4 separate regions of the Homo sapiens genome follow, and all the other regions are linked to region 2. A link is a loop called in an ENCODE intact Hi-C map of the cell type or tissue named here. Cell type or tissue: heart left ventricle. All regions are shown on one strand. Region 1 holds the start of EN2 (engrailed homeobox 2). Region 2 holds the start of LINC03010 (long intergenic non-protein coding RNA 3010). Region 3 overlaps RBM33 (RNA binding motif protein 33). Region 4 overlaps RBM33 (RNA binding motif protein 33).

Evidence for each region. Peaks named below come from ENCODE experiments on the same cell type or tissue, not always from the same donor. Only the 100,000 strongest peaks of a DNase experiment are listed, where the experiment ranks them.
Region 1: a loop joins it to region 2, with 2.1 times the contacts of the local background. A loop is called at or near these places in 18 of 110 quality-filtered maps.
Region 3: a loop joins it to region 2, with 26 times the contacts of the local background. A loop is called at or near these places in 22 of 110 quality-filtered maps.
Region 4: a loop joins it to region 2, with 16 times the contacts of the local background. A loop is called at or near these places in 22 of 110 quality-filtered maps.

The regions. Positions count from the first base shown.
Region 1 is chr7:155,455,031-155,460,030 of GRCh38, forward strand. EN2 (engrailed homeobox 2) reads left to right here and starts at 3,099. Exons shown (of 2, transcript NM_001427.4): 1 at 3,099-4,032. The coding sequence starts at 3,348. EN2-DT (EN2 divergent transcript) reads right to left here and starts at 2,088. Exons shown (of 3, transcript NR_186580.1): 1 at 1,960-2,088. RefSeq lists an enhancer at 1,761-2,752. In heart left ventricle, no CTCF peak of the experiment used is centred here; a DNase peak (open chromatin) is centred at 2,419; H3K4me3 peaks cover 2,425 bases; H3K27me3 peaks cover 4,602 bases.
Region 2 is chr7:155,377,688-155,382,687 of GRCh38, forward strand. It overlaps LINC03010 (long intergenic non-protein coding RNA 3010), which reads left to right and starts at 4,389. Exons shown (of 3, transcript NR_147174.1): 1 at 4,389-4,628. RefSeq lists enhancers at 399-899, 3,635-4,446, 4,447-5,000. In heart left ventricle, a CTCF peak has its summit at 2,608; DNase peaks (open chromatin) are centred at 334 and 2,614; H3K4me3 peaks cover 1,752 bases; H3K27me3 peaks cover 5,000 bases.
Region 3 is chr7:155,765,446-155,770,445 of GRCh38, forward strand. It overlaps RBM33 (RNA binding motif protein 33), which reads left to right. Exons shown (of 18, transcript NM_053043.3): 16 at 1,022-1,210. Among named protein-coding and RNA genes, the nearest start is that of SHH, 45 kb to the right of the region's middle. RefSeq lists a silencer at 2,977-3,170. In heart left ventricle, CTCF peaks have their summits at 3,078 (motif pointing left) and 3,277; no DNase peak of the experiment used is centred here; H3K27ac peaks cover 581 bases.
Region 4 is chr7:155,736,879-155,741,878 of GRCh38, forward strand. RBM33 (RNA binding motif protein 33) reads left to right here. Exons shown (of 18, transcript NM_053043.3): 10 at 652-784; 11 at 1,182-1,525; 12 at 2,837-3,148; 13 at 4,941-5,000. Among named protein-coding and RNA genes, the nearest start is that of SHH, 73 kb to the right of the region's middle. RefSeq lists an enhancer at 4,566-5,000. In heart left ventricle, a CTCF peak has its summit at 1,972 (motif pointing left); a DNase peak (open chromatin) is centred at 1,983.

The DNA.
Region 1 (5,000 bases), 77 kb after region 2:
CAGCACCGCCCAGCCCCTGGGCAGCTCAACTTTCTGCAGCCCCATCCCAGCTTCCCCGGCCCTTTGAACGGTGACCCCTCTTACCGCTTTCCCAGAGTTGTTTCGTGTTTGGGTCCACTCTGGGGGGCCCGGTACCCTCTAGTTATCTCTCTCTTCATTTATTTCTCTTTCTCCTATTCCTCCCTCCACCTCTCACCTTCCTCCTTTCCAGGAGAGCGACCCACGAATTCCTCTTCCTCCAGCCAACCCCAGGGCCCAGCCCGCAGACCCTGCGAGGGCAGGTCTCTGCCCACCGGCCCGCCAGGCGCCCTGGAGGTGACGCTCTGCTTCCCAGAGTCTCTGTTGCAGCCACGAATTGGGGTCTGGGTCGCAGGAAAGCACAGGGCTGAAGCCCAGCGTCTTGGGGCCATTTATACTGAGGCAGTCAGAGGCAAAGAGTCCCAAGAATTCAGAAAATACTTCTCAGGAAGCCGCCTAATTGGCTTTCATGGGACAGGTGGAGCCATTAACCTGGGATGGTTTTGCAGGAACCAAAGAGCTCAGGGCCCCTCCTCCCCCCAATATCATGTTCAGGAGACCCAGAGTCGTTGGACCCTCCCTTTCCTGACTGGTGATCATCAGAGTTTCCAGAGTTGCAGAAAATTCTCCCCCCAAAAAACCAAGTAAGCGTCAATAAGACTTCCCACAAACTCTCACCAGCCCTATTTTCCCGGGGGGCAGGTAGACTGTGGGGTTTGATTTTTTGAGACTCGGGGAGGACCCCTGGCAGATGTGTGCCTAGCCAGAACATTTGGTAAGGACTCCTCCAATGAAGAAAAAGTGGAGGAATCCAGCCCCAGCGAGAAGAGGCTTCCCCACCCTGCCCTAGACACACCGGACAGAGGGCACACTCTGACCAGAGCCACGTCCAGTGGCCAGGAGGCCAGCCCAGCACCTCCTCCCCCACCATTCCCGTCCTGGGTGGGGGGGTAATTTTCCTGGGAGCAGCTGTGGGAACTGTCGTTTCTCATCCCAGCCCAGCCAGCACTCTGAAGCCTGCAGGGGAAGGACAGCACGTGGGATGGACACTGGGGAAGGAGCTTCGCAAGGCCAGGGTGCAACCTTCAGGCCCCAGGTGGCCTGGCAGGCCACGCTGCCTCGGAGATGCTTGCCAGACTCCCCAAGTTCACTCAGGGCCTGGCAGCAACCTGCTGGCTGCCTCTGCGGGGGTCTGGGTTGCTGAGCACGGTGCAGCTGCCCAGGGCCAATCAGCCCTAGGGTGTCCGTGCCAGGCTGCGGCCTCCCCGCCTCCCCCGCACTGAGGGTACTCATGGCGTGCAAATGCTCCCGCACCCCCAGAGCTGCCCTATCGGATGTTTCCAGGAATTCACACATTTCCATAAAAATGCATTTTAAATGATGGACAGGCGAGCCTGGGGTAACAACGGGTGTTTGGTGGGTAGACAAGAGCAAATGGGAAGGAGCCCGAGGGAGGAGGGGGAAGAGAAGAGGAAACAGAACTTCCAGTTGGACATTCTGACAACAGCTGGAAGGAAAGTCTAGAAAAGATGAAGAGAGAGGAGGGGAGAAACCAACTGGGGCTCCCACCCTTGCCGTTGGATTCCTAATTCTCGTTTCAAATGGGCCCTGCTCTCCGGCAAAATTAGTTTAAAGGATTTTAAAACAAAGAAAACGAGATGACCGGTCTGGGAGCTCCTCAATCAGAGTAGAGAAGTTAGAGGGGGGCGGGCGACTTGGTTTTGAAGTCTTAGCTGAACAGTCACCCCTCCTCTCCTTGGCAAAAAGGATTCCTTTAGAACCTCCGAGGCTCCTGGATTTCTCCCTTCGCAAATGGAGCCGCATACTGCATTCCCCCGCTCTTTCGGATCGCTAAGCATGTTTCATGAGGGTCGCTGTCCCCGGGTGGAATGCGGCCGTATGCACGCGCCTCCCTGCACACGCACACACACGCACACTTACAATAAGTGTCTGCAGGAGGAGTGTCCTGCGCGCCAGCTCTGCGTTTAAGACAGGAAGCTGCCGGGTTACCGAGTCAAATGGGAGTGACACTATTCCTCTCCATCAGCAAGGAAAGCGGACCACAAAAGTCCCTTTGTATCTCGGCAGCTCATTTAATATTATTTATGCATTTTGTGCAAGGAATTGTGGGATTTCGCCCCACGGTAAACAATATGGAAATCTTAAAAATAGCGATCTTCCTGTGCGTGTCCACCTACGCGCCCCGGGGTGACCTGGCGGGGCTGTCGCCGGGTGACTCACACCCCTGAACCGCGAAGCGACAGGGAAAGCGCGGGCGAGCGCAGGAGACGCGGTCGGGGGTCTCTCCGGGTTCCTGGGCTCCCGCACCCGGAGCGGGGGACGCGGCCGCTTTAAGGGGAGGAGGGGCGGCGGGCTGCTCCTGTCACCCAGCGGCGGCCGGAGCGTCACGTGGGCGCGCGGCGCCGCGGCCATTGGCCCGAGGCACGTGTCCAGGAGACCGGCCTGCGACGTCACTCGAGGGGGCTCTGTTAAAAATAAGAACAAAAATCCAGAGTGAAAGTGTCTCAGGTTGCGCCGAGTGGCCTGGAAATTTCCGAGCCCGCGCGGAGGCCGAGGCGGCGAGGGCGGCGGACGGCCGGGGAGCGCGGGCGGCCCAGCCCGGCCCGGCCGGGCCCTGGCCTCGCGTCTCTCACCCATGCGACTCGGGCCGCGGAGCTCTGCGGGGCTCGGCGGGGGCGCGGCCGCACGCCGGTGGGGCGCCCCGGCCCGCAGCGGGGCGGCGGCCGCGAGGAGGGGGCCTCCATGTGCGTGCGGGCGGTGGCGGGCGCGCTGACCGCGGGCGCCCGGCACCCTCGAGGGCCGGCTAGGGCGTGCGGGCGGGGACGGCCGGGCGGCGGCGGCGGCCGGAGCCGGCCCGGGCGGGCGTGAGCGCCGGGGAACGCGCTGCCTGCATGCGCGCAGCTCTCGCCCCGGGCGGCCCAGGCGGCGGCGCCGGAGCCCGAGGCGGCCGGACGCGGAGAGGAGCGGGGAGCCCGGGAGGCGGCCCGCGTCCCCGCCGGACCACTGCGACTGTCTAGACCCCGGCTGCGCGGCGAAGTCGAGGACTTGGCTCTGTTGAATCTCTCATCGTCTGGGCGAGCGGGGCGGCTCGTGGTGTTTCTAACCCAGTTCGTGGATTCAAAGGTGGCTCCGCGCCGAGCGCGGCCGGCGACTTGTAGGACCTCAGCCCTGGCCGCGGCCGCCGCGCACGCCCTCGGAAGACTCGGCGGGGTGGGGGCGCGGGGGTCTCCGTGTGCGCCGCGGGAGGGCCGAAGGCTGATTTGGAAGGGCGTCCCCGGAGAACCAGTGTGGGATTTACTGTGAACAGCATGGAGGAGAATGACCCCAAGCCTGGCGAAGCAGCGGCGGCGGTGGAGGGACAGCGGCAGCCGGAATCCAGCCCCGGCGGCGGCTCGGGCGGCGGCGGCGGTAGCAGCCCGGGCGAAGCGGACACCGGGCGCCGGCGGGCTCTGATGCTGCCCGCGGTCCTGCAGGCGCCCGGCAACCACCAGCACCCGCACCGCATCACCAACTTCTTCATCGACAACATCCTGCGGCCCGAGTTCGGCCGGCGAAAGGACGCGGGGACCTGCTGTGCGGGCGCGGGAGGAGGAAGGGGCGGCGGAGCCGGCGGCGAAGGCGGCGCGAGCGGTGCGGAGGGAGGCGGCGGCGCGGGCGGCTCGGAGCAGCTCTTGGGCTCGGGCTCCCGAGAGCCCCGGCAGAACCCGCCATGTGCGCCCGGCGCGGGCGGGCCGCTCCCAGCCGCCGGCAGCGACTCTCCGGGTGACGGGGAAGGCGGCTCCAAGACGCTCTCGCTGCACGGTGGCGCCAAGAAAGGCGGCGACCCCGGCGGCCCCCTGGACGGGTCGCTCAAGGCCCGCGGCTTGGGCGGCGGCGACCTGTCGGTGAGCTCGGACTCGGACAGCTCGCAAGCCGGCGCCAACCTGGGCGCGCAGCCCATGCTCTGGCCGGCGTGGGTCTACTGTACGCGCTACTCGGACCGGCCTTCTTCAGGTGAGCCCGCGGGGACCACGCGTCCCGGCTCGCCGCGGGGAGGCCCGCGGAGCTGGGGGGCGGTGCTGGCGCGGGAACTTACCGGGAGGAAAACATCTCGAACCTCCCCCGCGCACACGCACAAAGACTCACGCGACATTGTGTGAAGCTGACGCCGGCCCGGGCAGCGGCCAGGAGTCCAGCGGCAGGACTGATTCGCTAGGGGGTACAGACTTCTTAGGACCGCAGAAGGGACCTTCTTTCTTTCTCTGTCTCTCTCTCTCCTTCCTCTCTCCCTGTCTCCCCTCTCTGTCTTCCACCCCGCCTTGGCGCATCTCTTCCCAGCCCCTAGCCCATGTCTCCCCCACTGTAGTTTTTTTTGGTGGGAACGTGGTGGCTGGAAGATGGGCCCGGAAGTGCACACTCTCATCCCCTTCCCTACGATCTTCCAACTCAGGCCAGGCCGGGGACGCATGCCCCAGCCCACCCCAGACTTGTCCTACCATCCGGTTATCCCGGCTGTGCTCGGGGAAGAAAAGGCGAGGCCCTTTGCCGCTCTGCCTTCTGCCCCTCGGGCCTGCGCTGACCGGTGGGACTCAGGAGGATGCACACAGGGAAGGAGGAAAATAAAGGCGCCCTTTCCCCTTGGCTCCACTTTGTTTGCCAGCGCCAGCCCGCAGTGGTGGGGCTCAGCCCCCTTCCTGCACACAGCGAGGACAAGGGAGGCAGCCGTCCCTCCCGGCACCTGCCATCCCCAAATAGAAAGGACCTTCTCTCAGGGTTTCCTGGGGGCTGCTGATGGGAAAGAGGCAGCATTCGCAGGGGCCCTGCAGAGATGCTGGATATATTTTTTCATAGATCTGCGATTTTAAAAAACTAAGTCCATGTCCTTGTAGAAATCATCAACTGCATTCCATGCGGGTCTGCGGCTGGGAACCGCCATTAGAAGTGGACTGTTTGACCCCGAGCTGGCAGCGGATCCCCGCTGC
Region 2 (5,000 bases):
AACTCTTCAGCGTCCGCCCCACAGACCTAGCACGATGTCCTTTTCTGTCTCAAGATACATCTGGCTGGGCTTCCCTAAAACCGGGCTTAGTTGGACTCCTTGGACCTGGGGATGAATTCTTGCCAACTATCTCCAAATATTTCCCCTACACCATGCCAGTGCAATTCATGTCTCCAAACCCCCTCTCCTCCACAAAAACGAAACAAAACAAAACCCCAGGTCCAGGAGCTCAGGCCCAGGCCGGATCCAAGACGCGGCAGCCAGGCAGCCCCGCCGCGAGCCTGTGCGGGCTTGAGCCGGCTTGGCCCCCGGAAGCCCCAGCCCCGCGCTCGGCAGCGTGCGCCCAGCGCCCAGAAGAAGCAGCTCCAGGCGGCCGCGCTCCCCGTCCCGCCGCGGTGCGGTCGGATGCCCAGCTCGCGTCCAGACCCGCGGGATGCAGACCCGGATCAGTCAGGCTTGAGGGCTGCTCCGCATAGACCAACGTCCGGGGAAGGCACACAGTGGCCGAGGGCCCGCGCGCTTGGGCTACGGCTGTGATGGTATCTGCGCTGCTTGCGCCTTGGGGATGGGAGGCCGCCTTTGCTGACTGAAGGGCCTGAAGAGGAGGCTTCTGGGGTCCCTGTAGCCTCACCCTGGATTCACAAAATCAAACACTATCTCCTTTCCCCTTCACCACCCCCACCCCACGAATACACATGGTGAAGAGAGGTTCACTTCTGTTCCTGTTGCTGAGTTTCAGCTATGCCCCTCGGCCTCGGAGGATGGCTCACCTTTACTGTGAATTTCTAGCTGAAAGAACAATGCTGAGAACAGGGATAACAAGAGGACCTCTCTAACAAATGCATCTGCTAGTTACAAAAGGGCTGGGAAGAACGGCTCAGGGACATTCCTCCCAGACCCAAGGAAAGGGAATGGAGACACATTTTGATGTTTTCTACATACTTGGTCAACTTGCAGCTACTATAGAACCCGCTCCCCACGGCCAGCTCTTCCTCCTGTTTTAGGGAGAATTTTGTTCAACATTCTACATTCTAGGGACCCTTCCTCATCAGATTAAGTGCAGAGTTACAGCAAAATAAGTCAGAGGAGAAGGATGGGGTAGAGATGGAGCGGAAGCTGGCGCTGGAGCCACTGTGTCCTGCCGGCTGCACCTGCACTCAATCTCAGGTACCATGCTGGACAGTGGGGAAAACAAAAACCTGGAGAACAGCCCAGAAAACTCCGCCAAGGTTTTATAGCTTAAAGATGGGGAGAGGAGGAGGCAGGAAGGGTTGGGCTCTGCAGGCCTTTAGAACGATCGGAGGTCTAATGAAAATAAATACCTTGTAAACATGTGGGTACCAAGTAACCAGAAGAGAGCTTAGACCAAGAAGGTCGGGGGGTCTTTTCCCACCTGTGAGAAAATAAGAGATCCTGGAGCTCTGCAGCCTTAGCAATGAACTGGATTACTGATTAGTGTTTAGAGGCACCCATGCATGAGTTGGCAAACCAAGCCATTGAAATGTGGAATCAGCAGGATCTGGCTTTTTGAATGTCCATTACTTCTCATGTACATGCATATCTATGTTAAATATGGAAAAGAAGAAAAAATTTAAAAGAGAAACAGAACCCTGCTTTACCAGATTAATCAAAATGGAATGATAGATTCTTGAGTTTGAAATAACCCCCGCCCCAGGAATTCTCCAGCGTCTCTGCAAGAAGCTCTCAGACAGACAGCAGTTAAACAAGGTCGGCAAAACCGACTCTCAGATTCAACAAACTGCTCTTTCTGTTTCTGCAACAGGAAGAAAACATTCCACGAGCTGATGGAAGCCCTCACAGACATACATCTGTTATGGCTTTCCCAGAATCCTGACCCCTGGACAATTCTTTTGGGAACACCCTTCTCTATCTAAGGAAAATGACATTCCTAAACCCTGCCCTGCCACCTCACATATGCAGAGTCTGAAAGGGAAGCCAAAACCCCTTGGTCATCCTCACTCTCAGCCCTCTGCCCAAAAGGGGGAACTTTGATCAAATGCAACTTTCTTCTCCTTTGGCCCCAAGCTTCTGTGCCCTCAGTTCACACTCACCCAGAATGCAAAAGCATTTGGATTCAGTGCTGTCCCCTCTGGCTTTCTGTCTGTCATTTGGCCTGGAAAGGACGGTCAGAAATGCCATGGACAGTTACAATTCGACTCAGTAACTTCCACATGGCTCATGAATGTCCTTGGCCACCCGGGAACTGCAGCCCTCTGCCCCCCAAGTTAATTGCTAAATGATTTGCAAACTTAAACAATTATACATTCTCTCTTGACTTGCCCCGAAGAAATCATGTTAATTTATGACACACTCACATGATCCTGATTAACAAACCTAGACTAAATTTGCATGTGGCAAAATGCAATACAGATATATATTTTAAAAAATAATATAAGCAGGTTTTTGCCAACTCTTTTCTCCCACGGTTTAATGACCTACCATCCTGGTTCATACGTTTTTTAACACCTGACTTTGGATATTTTTTTAAAATGAATCGATTTGTAGTCATTGCCTGGCTGCCTGTGGGGAAGGAGCTCCTGCCGTTGGCAGACACCTCTGCAGCCAGGCGTGGGGTGTCCTTCCATCAAAGCAACGCCAGGGGGCAAGAAGCGTTAACAAAGCCCGGGACGCTCCGCACTCTCCCTTTATCTACCCGTGTGTGCGTGTCACACTTTCCAGGGCGAAATGTCATTTTGCAAGGTTATACATTTCCAATTCCTCATAGAGCCTTATCGCTCATCATTTACCTCTTGGGCACAAACAAACAGCCTCTTTAAATAAAGCCAGGGAAGGGAAGCATATACCTTTGTACAATTAAAAATAGCACAAGAATGCCAAAATGTATTGGACCTTGCTGTTAATCCGACTTACCTGGCTGACACTCTGGCCTAATCCTATTTTCTCCTCGCATTAGAATGACTCTACAAGGCTACGTTTTGTTCTTCGGGAGCACAGTTTACCTGGCCAGTGGGCTGAGGATCAGAGAAGCCTCACCACCTAAGGTGGGGAGAGGGGCTGCAGACTGCCCAGCCTGGCCCCAGCCTGCTGGAGGTCCCAGTGCAGAGCCTGCTTGGCGAGACAGAAAGCAAACGAAATCACTCAAGGGAAACTTCGCTGGAGACAAAACACATTCAATTTCCTGAGGATTCTGCTTTCTCTCAGGAATTATTTGCTTTTGCCGAGGCACATTAAACAAATTAAACACTAAAAATGGAAGCTCCTTTGCTTCCTGGCTCAGAAAATAGTTTTTTTTTTAAAGGATATAGTACGAACAGTAATACAAATGAAAGAAAACAGTAACACTCTAGCTCTTTAAAATAAACTCATGTGGGCACCTAAAGTCCTTTTTGGCAAATTCTTATCTTGTGGGGCAGTGCAGACAATGGGAGCTTGTGCTAAACGGCTGCTGTCACTCTGCTGACATTCCAGGAAGCTTCCACGCAGCTACTTGGGCATCTTTTCACACCTTCACCTTCCAAACCGCAGTCCCTGGTGATCCTGACTTTTGCAGCCTGGCTCTGGGTCCACACGGGGCTGGAGAAGGGGATTCGGTCTGAATGGGTTCGTGGAGGGTGGGGCAGGGGGCTGAGCTGAGGAACGCGCTGGCGAGGGAGTCAGATACTGTTACTTCGTATTTTAGGAATGTATTTCTCCTGCACACCCCTCCCTCCCCTGCCCACCCCCCTCTCCCAGTATCATTGCTCTTTGAAATGTCATGAACTTGGCGCTTTCAGACCAAACCGCCGGGCTCAGGCCCGAGACAATGGGATTGTCAGAGGGCCAGCGCGGAGCTTTTTCTGCGTGTTCACGGAGCGTTAAGCCTTTATCCCACAGAACGGCTCTGTCTGACCGGGTCAGACAAAAGCCAACTTGCATCTTCCGCTCCGAGGGGATCTGGGCAGAGCCCGGGTACAGCCCTGCGCGGCCCCAGGGAGAGGGGGGAGAGGGCGCGTGTCCCCAGCCCTGCCAAGTGGCGTGGGGAGCGCGAGGCCCTCCTCGGTCAGAGCCACCAACTCTGGTCTCCGTGGACATCCCCCTTCCCCCGCCCGCTCCCGAGGCTCTAGGGCGGCCTCCTGGCCGCTGCCTTCTCGCACCCAGGGTCTTCGGCCTGGGCTCCACACCTCAGGCCCCTCAAGTAATCGGCCTCTTGGTGGCCGGGCACTGCCTTTCCGGCTGCTCTCTGCACCCGTCTGCCCCTCCGGCCTCCCCTGGCGGCTACAGGCGTCCGGGGCCCTCGCTCCCCAGCTCCAGGCGTCCCGGGAGCCAGGCGCGCAGCGGGGCGAGTTCTCGTGTCCGTGTGAGCGCGGGCGTGTGTATGCGTGCGCGTGCACGAGCGTGAGTGTGCGTGAGCGTGAGTTTGAGTGTGCATGCGGGTGTGAATGTGTACATGTACACGAATGTGAGTGTGAGTGTGCATGAGCGTGAGCGTGCGTGTGCGTGCGAGTGTGCACGAGCGTGACTGTGAGTGTGCGTGCGTGGAAGCGCGGCGGGGAGCCTGGCTGAAGGCCTGCTGCCTGCATGGCTGTCAGAGAAAAACAGAAGTGGGAGCCTGCTGCGGGCTCCGAGAGGACTTGATGGGAGCCCTGGCGCGCGCTGGGCACCGCGCGGTGAGTGTCGGGGGTGGGGGCCGCGGGTCTCCAGCAGCCCCTGCCCTGTGCGGACCGCCGCCCCGAGGGTCCCTGCTTGCGGGTCCGGGGCTGGGCGTGCCTGGCTCCCCCTTGCCCCCTGCTCCACCGGCAGGATTCAAGGGACGAGAGCTCTGGGCTGCGGAGAGTTGCCCTGGCTGGCCCCGTCCTGCAGCAAAGGGCGGGCGGCGCGAGTGGAGTGTGCGGGGCAGGCTGGGCGGCAGAGGGAGCCCAGGGGAGCCCATGGCATGGCACCGCCAGTGTGGGCTTATGAGGAGGTGCAGGCCGGGACCTCAGGCTGTGGGCAGGACCGCAGGCAGCGGCTGGCAGGCTCCAGGCAGGCTCTGGAGGACC
Region 3 (5,000 bases), 390 kb after region 2:
CTAAGAAATGTGGAGGTTTTCTCTTCGTTTCCTTTTGTGTGCGTGCACACTCAAGTCCTGAGGTTCTATTCCAGTTTCCACCTAACTTTCTGCCTTTCTCTGTGATGGACTGGGAGGCCACTTTTGCATTCTGCCCGAACTCCCCAACAGGATTCGGGTAGGCCATCTGGAAACCTAGTGCCGTCCATCACCACCCTGCCTTCTGCGCTTCACCGCTGTCCTAGGCTACATTGGGCACATATGTTCTCTCTGACTTTCTAATCTGGAGAAAGTGTGGGAAAGTTCAGCAGTTTCCTCTTCTTTAAAAGTTCCTTGAGCAGTAGTTTTGAACCCTTGGCAGCTTTTAAAAATAATAATGCTTAGGCCCGCCTTAGACCAGCAGAATCATACTTGGGGAGTGCCTGGGTCCTCAGTCACAATTGTGTTTTGTTTCTTTTGAAAAGCTTGCAGACGATGGAAATGTGCAGCCACGGCTGAATTTCTGGTTGCAGAATCTGCCTGGGAGGGTTTCAGGGTAGCAAATGTAGTCTCTGCCAGCGGAGTCAGGTACATGATGCTGTGGCTTGTTGTGACTGTAAGGTGGACTTAGCACTGTGCACAGCAGGTCCTGCTTAAACCAGCCTATACTACACTAGGAGAAATGGGGGCTCTGGGACTCTCAGGACAGGATCCAAATTCTGAACTGTCATTTGCAGCAAGTTTCTCAGCCCTGACGGGTGCCTGATCTACACAGAATGATGATGACACAGAGTGCCCACCGAGCACAAGCGTGTGGCCCCTGGAGAGGTGCAGGCTTCGTCAGCTCCCTCCTCTTCCTCCGCCTACACTTAAACTTGCTGGATATAGTTGTCTCATTTAGCTATTAAAACATTCTCTGATAGTGGATAGAAAACTACAGAAAATCCTGTAGCTCATGGTATATTTTAATGGATTCTAAGTTATTTGTTCACTTTTATATCTTAGTGACTATCGAAGAAGCTCAGGCTTGAAACTCTGAATGTATTTCCTTTGTTGTCACCAGGCCATCATGCACGGACGAGGCAGAGGAGTGGCCGGTCCCATGGGCCGGGGGCGCCTGATGCCAAACAAGCAGAACCTGCGGGTGGTGGAGTGCAAGCCCCAGCCCTGCGTGGTGTCTGTGGAGGGGCTGTCCTCGTCCACCACGGATGCCCAGCTGAAGAGCCTGCTGATGTCAGTGGGACCCATTCAGGTAGCCGCCTGGGGGTGGCATCTGTGCCACGGGTAGTTGTGTCCCAAGACAAAATCATTTCTTGATTTAAAACACAGTGCCCTTTGTGTTGGCTACTTCATATTAAAATAATACTTGGGAAGTAAGACAAATAACCTGTTGTGCATACTTAGTATCAGAACATTTGCCTCAAACGTTTATTTTGAAATTTTCAGATTCTTAGTTATAAATTTTAAGAAATAAATACCCCAGCTGAACAGATTATCCTTTGAGATCCTTTTAATTGTCATAGAAGGTTCACACTTGCACACATACATACAAAATTTTTTGTTCTATCAAATGACTTGTTTTATTTGTAATAACATTACATTTTAAAGTATTTAGCCTTCTTTTCCTTGCTTTCCAGAAATAGCTTCATGTGCTAAATAGCTGTGACTTGGTTTAGATTTTACAAATATGACAGTATCTTGGATTGTATCTTCATCTCTTAATTTAAAGCTGGCTAACTCTAATGCTGAAACATGCCTGCTGAGCTGGCTGCAAATGAGATGCATGAAAAGGAACACAGTTCCAGGTCCACTGGAAACAGGGTTTTCCACGGAAACTCCTGGTCTCTGTAGGCTGACCCAGCGAAGAAGCTACCTGCTTGTTCAGTCCGATTTCTGGCCTCCCCGTCAGGTGCCACCTGTGGTGCCCATTGTTGCCATTGCCACGCACCGTGCGTCCCGTGGTGGGATCTGGTGTGTCTGGGGGCAGAGCACTTTGGAAATAAGACATTTTTGGATGCACAGAGTACATGTCAGAGTTCTGAGGAGTCCAAAGTGCTTTCTTTCAAGAATCTCTTACAGCCTCTAGCTTCATGGGTGGATTTGGAAACATGTTAACACTAGGGTTGATACGGGTAATTAATGTACATGTTTTAGATCTCCATCTGCTGTTGACAGTTCCTAAAAATGAATAGATGAAAACTCTTCCAGAAACATACATGTTACTTGGGTTTAATTGCTGCCATCTTCATTACTGGCTTCCTGGGGAGATAGGTTTCATTTTTATTGGTGTGTAGTAATGGAAAGTTAACCCAAAGCCTTGGCTTCTGTTTGTGATAGAGCGGGCTCCCTAGTGGTGCAGTTAGGAATACTTCATCAGCTATTAGAAGCGTACAGTGTATGTTTAAGGATATTTCAAAACAATTGATCATAATCTGGATTAATTTGCAGGAACACGGTAGACACTAGAGCATTTTAGATGGATTAAAATGTGGTTATCCTAATCTGAGATTCTCAAAATAAATGGTGATGGAGAATTCTGGTCCAGTAACTGTGTAGCAGTGAGTCCAGATGAAAAAACCCTGAGCCTAGTCTGTTGTGAGCCACAGATGGGTGCGCTTGGCGAGGCCTCACGTGTGTGGCCCAGTGTCCTGCTGGTCCTCCTGTCTTTGGGGCGATCTGCACTTCCCTGTGGGCAGAAGGGTTGCACTGTTGTTTTCATATGTCACCTGCTACTTTTGTGGACTTTGCTTCATCCTGTGTAGTCTTGATCATTTTCTTGAATATTTTTGAGTGTGATCGAGTTGTCAAGATCCATACCTGAACAGCAAGTACTGTTTGCTTCTCACAGCATTGAGTGAGGCTCAGAGCCTACATTGTGAGAATATGCTTGGAGTCATTGCCAAACCAGCTAATTTCTGTCTTGTCTTTTAAATTGAATTTTGCATTTTGTACCGTGGGTTTGTATAGACCTCTTAAATGGTCTCTTTTTCCTTCCATTTGCTTCCATTTCCTTCGAGTGCTGGGATTACAGGCGTGAGCCACAAATATTTTTTATCCTAAATGTTTTGGAATAGTGTCGAGTCTCTGTCTCTTTGGGATATGGCACCACCTAGTGTTCACTGGTGTAATGCCAGGTGGTGTCTACACCAGGAGGACCTATATTCATTCCTTTGGGCCTTTTAATTTTAGAAGATTCTAGTAACTGCATGTTATTTTTTGTTTTTGTTTTTGGAGACGGAGTCTCGCTCTGTCGCCCAGGCTGGAATGCAGTGGTGCGATCTGGGCTCACCGCAACCTCCGCCTCCCGGGTTCAAGCGATTCTCCTGCCTCAGCCTCGCGAGTAGCTGGGACTACAGACGCGTGCCACGCCTGGCTAATTTTTTGTATTTTTAGTAGAGACGAGGTTTCACTGTGTTAGCCAGGATGGTCTTGATCTCCTGACCTCGTGATCCGCCCGCCTCAGCCTCCCAAAGTGCTGGGATTACAGGTGTGAGCCACCGCACCCGGCTGTCACTGCATGTTAACTATACTTTTTAAACCCATGGAATTTGAGAACTTTTCTCAGTGTAGCAGTGATGTGGTAGCCAGTTTTGTTCTCAGATTAGTGTTTTACTTCCTTAAACTACATTAATAAGCCTCTCCAGAAAGTCCATTTCAAAGACATTTATCTATAGACTCAGTGAGGAAGAATGAGAAGATTTCGTAGAAATGTCATAACCAGAAGATGGTCTTCCAAAAAGTTTCGAACTGTAACCATGTTTCAGAAATTGTAACTTGACAAGAACTTGATTCTTCGAAGACTAGATATTTTTTTTTTCTGTCTACTCATAAACCACATAGGAACTCTTTCGTTCTTCCTGGGTGTCATCTGGAAGGAACTGAAAGAAGCAAGAAACCGTCATCTGTGTTTCTTGCGGGAAAGCACATTAAAGCAGCGGGAAGAAGGGGAGTGGGCGCACAGCCTCCCTGGCTGGGCCCTAGTGACCGACTTCTCCCGAGTCAGCTTTGCTCCCAAGGCCAGGGGGGCTGCCGTCCCCCAGAGGCTGCTGAGGAGAGCCCTCGGAGATGCAGTGCAGAAGCCTCTCCCTGACGCTGCTGATTTGGGGGTAGGCATGGAAATGTAGAGAGTACCGCTCAGAGAAGAATCTGCCCTTTGCAGAGCGGATCTCAGCCCACCATGGAGGCCCTGTGAACTCGGTGGAAGGTGGGATCATCTCGGCGTCTGACTGACTGATTCTGCTTCTGCTTCTAAGATAAAGTGGATCACCGAGAAGACAGCCCCTTTACGTCTGGTTCTGACTGCAGGAAGGCCTGGTTGGTGAAGTAGAAAATGTTGGAATCTTGAGTGAGCAGCTGAGTTGTTTTGAAGTTTGGACAATTGAGAAAGAAAACACTAAGCAGTGTCAGACACGGATTCCAGAAAAGCCCACGTCACAGGCTTAAAGAACAGATGTGTGTGGGCACATGATGGGAAGCCACAACGGAAAAGCTAGTTAACTGGAGGCTCTCCCACAGGGTTCTGAGAACACGGTTGTTAATCATTCCAAAAGGAGGAGGAGGATTGAAGAGACCTGTGTGAGAACACAGAGCTTGTCTGTGCTTTAGAGGAGAAGCATGCGTAAGACAGGGAAGATGGGACAACCAGGAGTGAAAAGGGAAAAGGAGAGGTCAGGAGACGTTTTAAAATTAAACCAGAGCAAAAGGAGCAACGCGCCCGGGATGTGCAGGAGAGCCCAAACGTTGAAATTCAGGGGAAGTGCCAGAATTGGTGTCCAGGAAGACCCAGCATGTTATGATAATAGATGAAAACTTGAAATGGGGCAGAAAACTCGGTGCGGGCTGGAGTTGCCCAGAGCACTGTTGTGAACCTTTCTTTACCACTCAGCCCACCGCTGGAATCGTGTGCAGGCTTCAGGCGCCCTATTTCCAACAGGAGGTTGGTCACACAATGACCTGTGTGTAGAGGGGAGCCCCATGGGCCAGTCCTGCACACCGTTCCATACAGAAATGCTTAGCAGGCTCACTGAGGCTCTGCAGGGGCT
Region 4 (5,000 bases), 360 kb after region 2:
TTATAATGACATTAAAACATTGACTTAATTTCTAGTTGCTGCGTTTTGATTTTTGATCATTTAATATTGCAGAATCACCTGTTGTGTAACAGTTTTTATGTTAATATGTGTGGTCATGTCTTGTGTAAGGATATTTTGGTTAATGGTGGACTGCATAGACAGCAGTGTTTCCATGAGATTATAATAGTGTATTTTATTGTAACCTTTTCTAGGGTTGGATATGTTTACATCCACAGATACTTAGCATTGTGTGACAGTTGCCTACAGTATTCAGTACAGTAACATGCTGCGCTGGTATGTAGCCTTGGAGCTACTAGTGTGTACTATACAGGCTAGGTGTGTAGAAAGCGCTACCATCTAGGTGCGCGTGTGTGTGTGTGTGTGTGTGATTACAATACACTCTGTGGTGTTCGCATGATGGAATCACCTAAGGATGCGTGTCAGAATGTATCCTGTCATTAAGGATGCATGACTCTGTGTGTGTGTGTGTGTGTGTGTGTGTGTGTGTAGAAAGAGAAAGACAGTGACTGTTAGGAGACACGTTACTTGACATTTTTGAGGAAAACTTGGAACCAGGTCTATATTTCTAAAAATTACATACCATTTTTCTGTCCTTCACCCTGTTTCTCTGTTGTTGTTGTTGTTCTTTAGGGCCCTCCAGAATTTCCACAGCATACACCTGGACCTGTTCCCAACAGTTTCAGCCAGCCCCCACGACTCCCTCTCCAGGACCAGTGGAGAGCCCCACCCCCGCCTCAGGATCGAGACCCTTTCTTCTTAGGAGGTACAGAAAGAGTGAGTGGTGTGGAGTAACAACAGAAGCTGCATTGGGTGATGTGCCCAAACACATTTATTTTGTAAACTGAATTGAACTCCCAGTTGGAGATGTTAGGAATGCCAGGTTTTTGTACCATAGCAGTTCTGCCTGTCATTTCAGGTGCTAAAATTGGACATTGTTGGTATCTGAAATCGGAACATCTCATATAAAAGGGAATTTATGTATAGAAAATGACAAATGAAGCAATCTAGAAATAAGAGGCAAAATCTGGAATTGTTTCCAACATTCATAACCTGTCAACACTTGTGACTTCTGTCCACAGTAGGATAGTGCTTCAGACTGCTTTTCTGAGAAGCACATGGTCTTTTTAACCTGAAGTTAATGATGTTGTGTTACCTTTCAGTTTCAGGTGAACCAAGATTCCCGAGCCATCTTTTTCTGGAACAGCGAAGTCCCCCTCCACCACCACCGCCTCCTACCCTTCTTAACAGTAGCCATCCTGTTCCTACTCAGAGTCCTCTACCATTCACTCAGCCAGGACCAGCATTTAATCAGCAAGGACAGCAGCCAGTGTTCCCAAGAGAGCGGCCCGTACGACCAGCCTTGCAGCCTCCAGGTCCGGTGGGGATTCTGCACTTTAGCCAGCCTGGGTCGGCAACCACACGGCCCTTCATTCCTCCTAGACAGCCGTTCCTGCCAGGCCCAGGACAGCCGTTTCTGCCCACACACACACAGCCCAACCTGCAGGTAATGCATCCTGAGTGAACCTCCAGGGAAAAAATGTGTAGCTTCAAGGCTTTGTGTTCCATAAAGTTTCAGATTTTTATTTGAGCCTACTAATTTGTGGTTATTTAAAGAATAGAGTATTAGTCTCAAATGTACTGTTTGTTAAAGACAACTTTTTTCAACAATGTTACTTATCTCAATACAAGAAAAAAATGGGAAAATGTCATTTTTTGGGAATTGAAAAATGCTACTTATTATAATTGTTTAAAGGGTATACTACTAATAAAATTAGGACATGTTTTGATAATACATTTGCTCATCTGTATAAAATTTCATGAGAGGTTTACCAGTGGAAATACTTTGTCAAATTATATTCCTGCAGTAGACAGTTTTGAAAAGAGTCTTTGCATGGAGGGAAGAAGATGTTGCTGTTCACTGGTTATTTGAAGGCCTTGAGTGCCCTCTGCCGACCGGCTTCTGCTTCATGGGTTTTCACTGGTTATTTGAAGGCCTTGAGTGCCCTCTGCCCATCGGCTTCTGCTTCATGGGTTGACATGCGTCTGTAACATCTTTCTTACCAAGTGTATATTTCTTCTTGTATTGTAGGGTTACTATTAAAATACATAGCGATGGTAAACTTGAATCAACTATTTAAAAATACGTGGAATACGTATCTAAGCCAAAAACGGAAAATGAATATTATCTAGGGTGTTAAAGGAAGATAAAATGTTTTTAAGAATTTTTCTTTTTATTAAAAAAATGCAATTAATACATCCCCATTGCAGAAATTTTCAAGTATATATAAGAAAGGAAATTAAATACTCTCGTTACCTAGAAACAATTCAGGAGCTTTTTTTTTTGTCTTTTTTTAAATGCACATCTTCTCGCCACCTGCTTTTTCCCTCCAGTGTCACATATCATTTGATCTTTTCATGTCAGCGAGTTGGTTTTGATGCCATCGTTTGAGAGTGCTGTATGCGGTTCCCTTTCATGCTGTCTGTGTGGTTGCATGTGTGTATACTGGTTTCAGTACTTTAGTATCATAGTGCTACAGGGAACATGCTTTAGAGTTATGAGTTTGTCTGCATACCTAGTTTTCCTTAGGACAATTCAATCCTAGAATTACTGGATTAAATATAAAATTTAAGGTAATAGCTTCTGGCTTATTACTGCATTTTAGATAGTATTACCTTCATCAGCAAGTCTAAAATGAAGTTTTGGTATCGCTGAAAGTTCCTTTCTTGTGTTGAGGTTTTTTAGGAAATGATTGAAGTGATTATGCCCGGTGTAACCATTTATGAACTGTTGTTTCTCTTTCTTTGGAAATGGAAGGGGCCGTTGCATCCTCCATTGCCCCCTCCGCATCAGCCTCAGCCTCAGCAACCTCAGCAACAGCCCCCGCCACAGCACCAGCCTCCGCACCAGCCCCCGCACCAGCCCCCGCCCCAGCACCAGCCCCCACCCCAGCACCCACCACAGCACCCGCCGCAGCACCAGCACCACCACCACCACCACCACCTGTCCGTCCCGCCCCCTCCTTTGATGCCGATGTCTCAGCCACAGTTCCGGCCTCACGTACAGACCGCTCAGCCTCAGGCCAGCAGCAGCCGGATGCAGTGCCCCCAGCGCCAGGGGCTCCGGCATGTAAGTGTCAAGGGGTGTCTTCCCTGTGTCTTCCTGGGAGGCCTTTTAACTTACAGGACTTGAGGGGCATAATATGTAGGTTAGAATATTTTCCAGTTCTGATTTCTGTTTATAAAATGTGTAGTACATAGTTCTGAAGTGAATCCATGTTTTAAAAAACACTCAGGTGATTTGTTTTCTTGACTACAAGAATTGATAAGATACTCCTTTTGTGTCTCAAAGACTGTGTTAATATTTACTTAAGCATCTTTCTTGTATCTAGATATTTCTATAGCAATAGACAGGAATTAATAGACACGTAACTTTAGAAAATACTTTTGGGTGGTAGTCACTTTCCCTTTACCAGTGGCTTATTTTTTGATGTATAGATTATCTCTGTCTTTTTGGTCCCTGAATAAATACATAAATGAATTCAGGAAAAATACGTTGACTGTTCTGTTGCCAGGTGCTACTCTAGTCCTGGAAATACAGCAGTGAACAGAAGAGACAAATTCTTTTCCTTCAAGGAGCTTATACTCAGTCGAGGGAGATTAGCATACATTTATTTGTGGGGTTGTGTTCTCAAGCACCATCAGCAAATGTGTGACTTGTCGTGCATTAAAAGAAACTGGGAAACAATGTATTGCTCTGAAAATAAAAGGCCACAGTCATTGCCCTTGTCCTCCATTAAATACATATAAGAAGCTTTTGTAATTTTGTTTTTAGGAAAGGGAGACACAGTGTGGCTAGTGGTCAGGGTTTTTGCCTCCATTAAATATATATAAGAGGCTTTTGTAATTTGGCTTTTAGGAAAGAGAGACACAATGTGGCTAGTGGTCAGTGGTCAGGGCTCTTGCCTCCATTAAATATATATGAGACTTTGTAATTTGGTTTTTAGAAAAAGAGACACAGTGTGGTCAGTGGTCAGGGTTCTCGCCTGTCAGTTTTCTTTTGGTATTGTCTTCTTTTCACCCTTGAGCTTCAGTCATGTCACTTAGCTGCTTGGAATCTCAGTTTTCCTGATATTTGCCTCTTTCTTTCTTAAAGTAAACATTGCAACTAAAGTGCTGTGAACAGTAAGAAAAGATTTCTAAATCTGAGAAGAGGGTGCTTTATAACCTGGGTTTCATTTGTTAGAATAATGGTAGGCTAGTCTCATGACCCTCGTGCACTGGGATATTTGACCTGCGGGACCTCGGAGATCCCCCTGCTTCCCCCCTCCCCCCTTCCAGCTCTCTCGTGTTCTCTTTGCCTCCTCCAGGTGTTGGTTCTCTCTTAAGAATCCCCAGGATGAATATGACTAAGCATTTCCTCTCGAGTAAAACGTTCTGGCACCTTTCTTCTCCCGGGGGTCATGTTTCTTAGGACATTGACCTGATGCTTGATTCTTTCCTTGTTCCAGCTTAAATTTAAGTGACTAGGTAAAATAGTAGCATGTGAATCCCGTTGATCTCTGGTGGCAGATAGAGTGGTTTTTTGGCTGTCTTAATTCTTTTAAAACTGTCAGTCCCTTTACTGAAGCACCTGCTAAAGATCAGCCTGGTGTAATTTCTATGAAGAGGAGCCTCTCTGTAGGCAAGTATGACAACTTTACCAATGGAAATTGTTAACATTAGGATGAGGCATGCTGCCACATGGATCAGGTGACATTTATGTATGAGAAAAAAAGTATGAGAAAAAAGTATCTGCTCCCCAAAAGAAGTCATTTACTAATTAGAATGATTTATTGTGTTTTTATTTAATAATGTGCCTTTTAATGTTCCTTCTGCCAAGTTTCCACTTACAATTAGAATCTCTTTCTTTTTGTGAAAAGAATACAACTTCTCAGAATGTAAGCAAGCGGCCCATGCAGCAAATGCAGCCCACTGCGCCA